Regions from separate parts of the Homo sapiens genome. Here region 2 is linked to region 1. Evidence: read pairs that join two places in POLR2A ChIA-PET (ENCODE). Cell type or tissue: PC-9. All regions are shown on one strand.

Region 1 (5,000 bases):
CTTTTCTTATGCTTGGATTAATTTTTTAAAAATATTTTATTTCCATAAGAAGTTATTGTGGAAAAGGTGGTGTTTCGTTGCATGTGTAAGTTCTTCAGTGGTGATTTGTGAGATTTTGGTGCACCCGTCACCTGAGCAGTATACCCGGCACCCAATTTGTAATATTTTATCCCTTATCCCCTTCCCGCTCTTTCCCCCTGAGTTCCCAAAGTCCATTGTCTCATTCTTACGCCTTTGCATCCTCATAGCTTAGCTCCCACTTATGAGTGAGAACATACGATATTTGGTTTTCCATTCCTGAGTTACTTCACTTAGAATGATAGGCTCCAATCTCATCCAGGTCACTGCAAATGCCATTAATTCATTCCTTTTTATGGCTAAATAGTATTCCATCACATACACATACTACAGTTTCTTTATCCACTCATTGATTGATGGGCATTTGGGTTGGTTCCACGTTTTTGCAGTTGTGAATTGTGCTGCTATAAACATGCCTGTGCAAGTATCTTCTTTTGTATAATGACTTCTTTTCCTCTGGGTAGATACCCAGTAGTGAAGTTGCTGGATCAAATGGTAGTTCTACTTTTAGTTCTTTATGCAAATTCCAACCTGTGGATGAGTGCTAGGGATCCACTCTCAAACCAACAAGCCAAGCTCCCTCCAGGACTCAATGCCACAAAGAGGAGAAGCTGGTGGGAAGAGAATACAAAAGAGCAGGATAGAGATGGTAGGGAGGAGAGAGAAGGGGGGAGAGGGAGGGACAGGGATCCTGGGTGGGTGAACAAGGACCAGCCCCACACTTAATGGTTTCAGGAAAACAACTCCAGAGAGAGGTCCAGAGCCTGGAGCTGAAAACACTCTTTAGACTCATCTCTCCCTCCTAAAAATTCAGGAAAGTGAATCTCAGGTAAAAATGAGTAACAGAAAAGGGTTGCAGAAGTCCATATAAAGTCACTCCAAGGAAAGGAATAAGGAACAAAATATTGTTCCTGCAGATAATGAGATTACACCTGCAGGATAAGTCCACAAAGCAGATAAAAACTGAAACCACAGTGTTTCAAAATGATCTAAAATAAATTAGAGATTAATAGAAGATATTAAAGATCAACATAAGTCAGGAATAAAGTTGACAGAATTCAGGAAAGGGTTGAAACTTTTTTAAAAAATTTAGAAATGAGATCTAAATTACAAGAAACACATACCTTTATAGAATATTAAAAGGAGGAAACTTTTAGAAATCAAAAGGAAAAAATTCAATAAAAGTGGAAAAACCTAGATGATGGGGAAAGAAGTGTCACAATACGTACAGTAGAATTTCCCAAATAAGAAACAGTAATGACTGAACTTTGTAACTCAATCAACCTTTCCTGAAATAAAAAGAAAGACTTAAACTATCTGTTGAAATGGACCACCACAGTCCTGAGCATATGGAGTCAGCACACCAACATCTAAAATTCCCAGAAAATTATTGATTTTGCTTAAAAAAAGAGGAAAAATCATTTGAATCTCTAGGCAGAGATTAGTCAACTCATAAAGAAGAGAAAATCAGATTTGCTTCAGAGTTTTTGACAACAATGTTTAGTAATATTTATATTTATGATGCCCAAAGGAGACAATATGGGAGCCAAAGATTTTGTATTTCACCCGTCAGCCTAAATAACAGAGCGGCTCTCTAGAAGAAAATGATGTTTATTCAGGAACAAGCATTGCAATGGGAATGTGCGTGCCATAGGAAACCAGGTGCATATTCATAGAGGTAGAGGAAGACAAAGGTAGGACATTTTGTAGGAAAATGCGGAGGATCACATGATTGTTTTGAAAGGATCAGTAACAAGGATGGTGCAGTCCGGGGCAGACAGGCAGTTGCTGGGTGGATGTCCTGGAAGAAGGATTTTGTGTAAGTAGGGTTGCAATGGTCTTTGTGCAAAGCTGTGGTTTTTGCAGCCTTTTGTGACAGTTCTTGTTGTCAGGCATGTGTGCATGAGAATTCTTTCTTCACAGCCTGCCCCAGCTCCAGTTGTCAGGGTTTTTAACACAAATGACTCCATTTCGATTCTGACAACTTTCACACAGCAAATGACTGTCAAATATAAAAGTCGCAAATAGATATAAATGTGTAGAAACTCAGGGAACGTTGTTATCATTAGCCCTCTCTGAGGAGTGTTCTAGAGTAAGAGCTTCAAACAACCAAAATCAACATAAGGACAGGTGATGAAAAACATCTGAGTAGTCACAAGGTAAAATTCCACGGCGTCATGGAAGACACGTCCTTCACTGCTCGCCAGCCAGAAATGTCAGCCACAGAAGGTCCCTGCCAGGCAACGCCCAAAACATACTTAGAAGACAATGACTACAAATATGTAGTCACAAGGGTCATAACCACCTAGATTATCAAGATAATAGTCTTCTATTTTCAAAAAGGCAAGAGGAAGCTGGGTGCAGTGGCTCATGCCTGTAATCCCAGCACTTTGGGAGGCCAAGGCTGGTGGATCATTTGAGGTCAGGAGTTCGAGACCAGCCTGACCAACATGGCGAAACCCTGTCTCTACTATAAGGACAAAAATAATTAGCCGGGCATGGTAGCAGGTGCCTGCAGTCTCGGCTACTTGGGAGGCTGAGGTAGAAGAATCACTTGAACTCAGGAGGTGGAGGTTGCAGTGAGCCAAGATCGTGCCACTGCACTCCAGCCTGGTGACAGAGCAAGACGCTGTTTCAAATAAGTAAAATAGATAAGTAAATAAATAAATAAATAAAAAGGCAAGAGGAAATGGTGGCCTTTTGTTGATACACAGTGAAATCATAGTTAGAAATGTTTCATCTTCTGGGTAAAGAATGTGCCACATACATTACTATTTCCACTACTGCCTTACTTCTGCATATTTAAAACACAGTTTGCAAATGGTTACTAGAAATGATTCCATTCTTCTATGTATCTTTTTGGCACTTTGCAAAATTTCCCACCCTGAACACTTATTAGTTGTATATACCCCCAAAAGTTTTAATAAGGGGAAAATGTTTAAAGCTAACAAATAGTCACCTAAAATAAAGAGTCCATTTATTTTATTTTATTTATTTTTTTTTTTGAGACAGAGTTTTGCTCTTTGTTGCCCAGGCTCAAGTGCAGTGGAGCAATCTCAGCTCACTGTAACCTCTGCCTCCGGGGTTCAAGCAATTCTCATGTCTCAGCCTCCCGAGTAGCTGGGATTACAGGCTCCCGCCACCAAGCCTGGCTAATTCTTGTATTTTTAGTAGAGACAGGGTTTCACCATATTGGCCAGGCTAGTCTCAAACTCCTGACCTCAGGTGATCCACCCACCTTGGCCTCCCAAAATGCTGAGATTATAGGCATGAGCCACTGCGCCTGGCCTATTTGATTTTTTAAATACTGTTAGTGAAATAACTAGTTAAGGAAACACAGAGCTTGAATAAGTCTACTCTAGCCAGACCCTCACATTAGAAATAAGAAAAGCTACCTCTTTAAGGTGAATATTGTTAAGGTCATCATCCCCTTTTGAGGCAGAATCTGGTCTTTTGTGTAGTCTATTCACAGGAATATTCTCTACACCTTTTTATCTTTTTCCATATCTAATACATGCAAGGGATGAGATATTTAATCAGAAGAAAACAAGTCTGGAGGAAATTCTTTCAGTAGCAGATTTTTAAAATGTAATTAAAACAATGACTGTTGATCAGGAAATCCCTTAGCTTTGGGCAGGTGATCTCAAGTCCTCTGCTAAAACCAACTGCCTCTCTGTTTCAAGACAGTTCTCCCACATACCTTCTTTTCCACCTTGAAATACGTTAAAAGCTTTCCTAACAATAGCTTTTCTCCCCGCTGTCTTTCTGAAGCTGGCAGTCTACCCAGCGGCCACCTTGGTCCGGTCCTGTGCCCCTCCTGGGGGAGTTTTCCTGGTTATTCTTCCTGATACCTGCACATTCCACCTCTCCTCTCCACTGCCTTATTCCTGCTCACTGAGTTATCTTACTCTGTTGTCATTATACATAAAACTAAAACTAAATGAGACAAGGGCACCCCTTAAACTGAGCAGCACCTCAAGTTTCATAGCTGTCTATGTAACTTTCCAAAGTTGAATTCACACTCCTGCTCCTCCAGGCTCCTGCACTTCATGCTTTCTTCCCTTAATTCTTTCTGCTGTGGATGGAGGGGTCTGCTGTCTCCAGATGCCCAGCGGGCTTCCAAATTTTCCAGCTTCCCATTGGATCTCTTGTTCTGTGTCCTGCCCGATGGCACTGTGCTGTTTCTCAGAGCACCTCGCTAAGCAGTTTTTTCCATCAATGATATGGTTTGGCTCTGTGTCCTCACCCAAATCTCACCTTGAATTGTAATAATCCCCACGTGTCTTGGGAGGGACCTGGTGGGAGGTAATTGAATCATGGAGGCAGGTTTTTCCCACGCTGTTCTCGTGATGGTGAATAAATCTCTCTCTCTCTCTCTCTGTATACACACACACACAAACACACACACACACACACACATGCACACAAAGGGGAGCCACCCTGCACATGCTCTCTTGCTCACCACCACGTAAGATGTGCCTTTTCTCTTCCTTTGCCTTCCGCCGTGATTGTGAGGCCTCCACAGCCATGTGGAACTGTGAGTCCATTAAACCTCTTTCCTTTAAAATTACCCAGTCTTGGGTATGTCTTTATTAGCAGCATGAGAACGGACTAATACACATCTCTTCCACTGTTTAATATCCTTCCCATCCACGCTCGTCACCCTGATGCCCTCTAACATCTTCTAGAAGATATAAGCATATATCATCCATATATGTCGATATTCTTTTTAAACATAAAATATGCTTACACTGTTCTGTATCTTAACTCAAAAATAGCCTGGTGTGCCTATGTGTAATTATCTGTAAGATAAATTCAAAAAAATGGATGTTTGATTGTACGTGCTTTCATGACATAGATTTTCAGCACTTTGGAAGGCTGAGGCAGGAGGATCATGAGGTCAGGAGATCGAGACCATCCTA
Region 2 (5,000 bases), 700 kb before region 1:
GGTCAGGAGTTCAAGACCAGCCTGGTTAATGTGGTGAACCCGTGTCTACTAAAAATACAAAAATTAGCTGGGTGTGGTGGCTGGCGCCTGTAATCCTAGCTACTTGGGAGGCTGTGGCAGGAGAATCGCTTGAACCCTGGAGGCGGAGGTTGCAGTGAGCCAAGATTGCGCCATTGCACTCCAGCCTGGGTGACAAGAGTAAGACTCTGTCTCAAAAAAAAAAAAAAAAAAAAGTGGGAAGACAGCAGAAGTTAAGTGGGATTTAGACCTTGGTTCATCCAACTCCAACTCACCTTGTCTCATTATGCCCTTTTAGGGGGCACTTGCCACTCCCAGCCCTTGTCTAATTGGGCACACAGATGTGGAGTGGTTGCTGTGCATGGGTGGGTACATCCAGGAAGCAAAAGGAGGTTGCCCAGCGAGGAGGCAGAGCCCTAGAAGACGTACTGCTGTGCTCCTCTGTGTTGCCCGGTTGCTCAGGACAGCCTAAAGTGGTGTTGCCTGTTGTTGGCAAATATAAACTGAGGCTCCCCGGTGCCGGGCACTGTTTGGGCCCTCGTTCTACAGCAGTGAGCAGGCCGGCTGGCCGCTGCCCCGCAGGCCCTGGATTCCAGAGGAGGGGGAAAGGCAGGCAAGAAGTGAATGGTACAGCTTCACATCTGATCGTTGCTCTGAAGAAAATACGACAGGCTGATGAGAAAGCGGCTGGTGTGCCCAGCACAGACCTGGTCCCCAGAGCCCTGGAGACAGAATGCTCTCCACATTTGTTTTCCTTCCCTTCTAAAGGCCGTGGCCTGGCGGCCGGGAGGCGGGGGGAGCAGGGGCATTACCTGACTCACGTTTGCATCCCCAGCACCTGGCCCTTGAAGAGCCAGCTTGGAAGGCGGCGGGGAGCCCAGACTTGCGCCACTTCCCTGTGCCGGCATCCAGCTCCAGCTGCGTCTCTGGGGACTGGGTGTTGGAGAGAGTGAGTGCATTTTGCATGTGGAATGGATGCACGTCTGTGGGAGCCTGAAGCCAGGCTGTGACAGACAGAATAGTGGCCACCGCAAAGATGAGACATCTTGGTCTCTTGAGAGTCCTCTGGCCTTTGGGTCCTTCTGAGGCACCAGCAGAAGGTTATGTGGCCACACCAGGGCCTCCTCTCCAGCACAGGCGTTCCGGATGGTGGGCCTCCTAGTGTGAGCCTCCCAGCAATCTGCCTGACTGAGGACTTCCCACATCACCAAGTCCTGCTCCTCTTTGTTCGACAATTCTTCCCTCATCCTATCTGTTCTTCCTCATCTTAATATAAACAGCAAGAAAAATCCACACCTTCAACACTTTGCTTGGAAATCTCCTCAGCTACATATCCAACTTCATCACACAGTGATGCTTCCCTCACAGCTGTGGGGCACGACTCAGCTGAGCTCTCTGGCACCACATCCTCCCTCCTCCAGCTTCTGATAACACAGTCCTCATTCAGACCCCAGGCTTCCACCTGTAATTGGCTCCTTCTGGTGGAGGTGTTCACTACGAGGATGCAGGTTTTCTCTGCTATGCTTCTCGCTTCCTTCTGATTCCTCACCAGCAGGGCTGTTCATGTGCACCTTCCTGCCAACCATCTGTTTAGGCCAATCCGGGCTGCCCTCTCATGATCCTCAGATCCTCCCAGATCTGCCATTGCCCAGTTCTAAAGCCACTTCCATATTCGTGACAGCCTCTCTCTGCTCCCAGTTCCAAAGTCTGTGTCAGTTTCCTATTGCTGCTATAACAAATTAGTTACTTAAAACAACACAAATTTGCTGGGCATGGTAGCTCCTGCCTGTAATCCCAGCATTTTAGGAGGCTGAAGTGAAAGGATCACCTGAACCTAGGAGTTCAAGACCAGCCTGGGCAACACAGGGAGACGGTTTCTACAAAGAATAAAGAAGTTAGCCAGGTGTAGTGGTGCGCACCTGTAGTCCCAGCTACTTGGGAGGCTGAGGTAAGAGGATTTCTTGAGCCTGGGAGGTTGAGGCTGCAGTGAGCCATGATCATACCACTGCACTCCAGCCTGGGCAACAGAGTAAGACCCTGTCTCAAATGAATAAATAAATAAAAATTAAAACCATAGATATATTGTCTTTAAGTAGTCTGGAGGTCAGAAGTCCCAAATGAGTCTCTCACTGGGCTAAAGTCAAAGCTTGCAGGATTGCATTCCTTTCTGGAGGCTGAAGGGAGGAACCTGTTTCTTAGACTTTCCTAGCTTCTGGAGCCTGCCTGATTTCCTGGTTTTATCCTCTCTCCGAAAAGGCAGTCAGGTCAGGTCTGTCCTACACAGCATCCCTCTGAACCAGCCCCTCTGCTTCCCTCTTCTAAGGGTTTAAAGGACCCCTGTGATTTTGTGGGATCCATCCTGGCCCTTGTTTTCAGGGTGGTTGACTGGCAGGCTCAGCGTCCCTCACCCATGTGATGAGGGCACAGGTTCTGGAGATCAGGGCATCTGCCGACCACAGCTGTGGCTGTGGCTGTGTCACCTCCTTTTGCATCAGGCTCCTCCTGTGTAATAAGGGAAGAAAGGGGCACCTGTCTGAGCTTTGTTAGGAGTCAGCCAGTTAACACTGGCAAGGTTCTCAGAACAGTGGCCAGAATGAGGAAGTACCATGTGAGTTTTGCTAAACAAACATTGTCTCCTGGCCTTGGGTGCCTGTCACTGAGGTTACACCAGCAGGCATGTTACAAAGGGAGGAGGGAGGCTCAGCTGGGCCCCTAGCAAACAAGTCTCTAATAAATGGGGAGGCCACGGCGAGAGGAGGGAAGGCTGGGGGCACTCGCGGTGGCCGTGGTAAAGAGTGAGAATAAAAGTCGCCATCTGCCACCCAAGGGCTCAGCAACCTGGGAGACCTGGCCATATTGAATTTCTTCCTTTGCTGTTTGGAGTCGAGCAGGGGGCCGGCTGATGACTGGTTTCACCCGCAGAAGGCACAGGCTGATTCACGTTTGCGCTTCCGTGGCGTCCTCTGCCCAAGCTGCGAGGAAACAGTTCCTCTGTCTGTCTCAACTAGAAGTCTGAGCTTTGGCATGAGCCTTGCAGACCCCAATGTTCTTGGTGCCAGAACCCAAGGACGGGTGGACGGCAAAGATGTGGAAGAGAGATGGGCCCAGCCTCTGGCCTCTTTAGAGGATGCTGATGGCTGAGCCACCTGAGAAGGGATCAGGGTGCAATGGCCCTGGAATCTGTGTGACAAAAGGCAGGACTGAGAAAATGGGGGACTCTGTGGTGTGGAATGGAGAGGACTGGAGCCCCAGTCCCAGGAAGTTTTTGAGTGTTGGAAGGTTGTCACGTGGAAGAGGAATTCAAGCCTCATTTGAGTTCTATTCCGGCGCGTTAGAGTAGTTGGAGGTTTGTGGTGGGAGAGCAGGTGTGGCCTGTGTGTAACAGGACGGGCTGCCTCCGAAACTCGTGCTTCCAACACTTACAGTAATTGCCACTGTATGTGGGTCCCTGCCACGTGCCAGGCTCTGTGCAGGCTCCATACTCCCGGGCTACATCCTTTTCACAAGGCTCCTCCTGGGAGGCGTCAACGTTGCCGTCCTACAGACTGGGAAGCAGCATCTTACAGAGGGGAGGCGGCTCCCACAGTCGCTCCCTGACACGGTGCCAGGGCCGCTCAGCTTCACAGCTTGGTCTTCCTGCCCTTGGGAACCCAAGGTCTGGATGCTGCTTGGCTCAGGACCTAGAGTACGGGTTTCTCAGTGGATCAGGTCCCTCCCTCCCAAGCCGAAATGCAAGGATTTTTCAAGGAAAGGCTCGTGATGGGTTTAGGATCTCAGGTTCTCCAGGCCCTCTCTGGCCTCAGAGGTGCTGTGAACCCAGGCTGGGCTCTGCAGCAAATGAAGATGCTGCTTCGCTCATGCAGGCTCTTTCCTAAGCCCCAGGCAAGATTCTGAGCAATTGGTTTAAGAGCTTTCTCTTTACCTGAACAACTGCAGTGCAGCCCAGGAGAGGATGCTGGAGTTTCTGGTTATGAAATCTTGGGCCTGGAGGAGGGAGAATGTAAGTGCTCGTTCCCGTGAAGTTAGCTAAGAGATTGGCCTGCATGCTGTGAACTGCTGTCTGTCTGAGGCAGAGCCCAGGTGGCTTTTGTGAAGGACAAAGGTGGCTTGTGGGTGAAGGTGCCGAATGAGAGGGAGAGTTCAGCTCAGAGGACCGCGAGCCCCCACCTCTCTCCTTCCAGTCCACACACAAACCTCAGCCCCCAGCCACATGACAGCTGCTCCTAACGGAATGGGGTGGAGGCTGTGTCATATGTGTTGCTGCTTCAGGTTGGAATTGTGATGATGCTGTGGGTGGGCCTGGAGAGCAGCTCTCTTTGGCAGGGACCCCATGGCTGGCTGACATTCGGCACTTTTGACTTGTGTGAGGACTGCACATTTTTTAAAAGCCTTGAGAGATTGGTGCAAAAGTGAATGCACAGCCTGCAAAACACGTGGAGCCAGGGGGATTTTATTTATTTATATAATTATTTAATTTTTTTGAGACAAGGTCTTGGTCTGTTGTCCAGGCTGGAGTGCAGTGGGGTAACCACAGCTCACTGTAACTTCAAACTCCCAGGCTCAAGCAATCCTCCCACCTCAGCCTCCTGAGTAGCTGGGACCACAGGTGTGCACCCTTATTTAAAAAAACAATTTTTGTTTTTGTAGAGACGGGGTCTTGCTACATTGCCCAAGCTGGCCTTGAACTCCTGGGCTAAAGTGATCTTCCTACCTTGGCCTCCCAAAGTGCTGGCATTACAGGCATGAGCCACTGCGCCCAGCCAGGAGTCAGATTTTAGCTGGCTTTCCTATTACATTAGTTTCTATTTTAGCCTCAGTCGGGAGAGGCTTCTGAGTGGTTTTTGAGGCCTTAATATGGTGACCCTCAGCCTGACAATTAGTGTTTGTGTGACTGGAGACCATTTGGTCAATCACATGGTCTTTCTACAGATCTGGGGCCTGACGCAGGCCTGCTGCTGGTTGTTGTAAATAAAGTTTTATTG

Evidence for each region. ChIA-PET counts read pairs that join two places held together with the same protein. Peaks named below come from ENCODE experiments on the same cell type or tissue, not always from the same donor. Only the 100,000 strongest peaks of a DNase experiment are listed, where the experiment ranks them.
Region 2: POLR2A ChIA-PET joins it to region 1 with 7 read pairs; 1 of 35 experiments calls an interaction of 5 or more read pairs at or near these places.

Annotation. Positions count from the first base shown.
Region 1 is chr13:109,850,258-109,855,257 of GRCh38, reverse strand. No RefSeq gene overlaps it. Among named protein-coding and RNA genes, the nearest start is that of IRS2, 66 kb to the right of the region's middle. In PC-9, no CTCF peak of the experiment used is centred here; a DNase peak (open chromatin) is centred at 2,307.
Region 2 is chr13:110,553,614-110,558,613 of GRCh38, reverse strand. All of the region lies in intron 1 of RAB20 (RAB20, member RAS oncogene family), which reads left to right. Among named protein-coding and RNA genes, the nearest start is that of RAB20, 5.6 kb to the left of the region's middle. RefSeq lists enhancers at 174-696, 697-1,220. In PC-9, no CTCF peak of the experiment used is centred here; DNase peaks (open chromatin) are centred at 2,183 and 2,603; H3K4me3 peaks cover 1,225 bases; H3K27ac peaks cover 2,561 bases.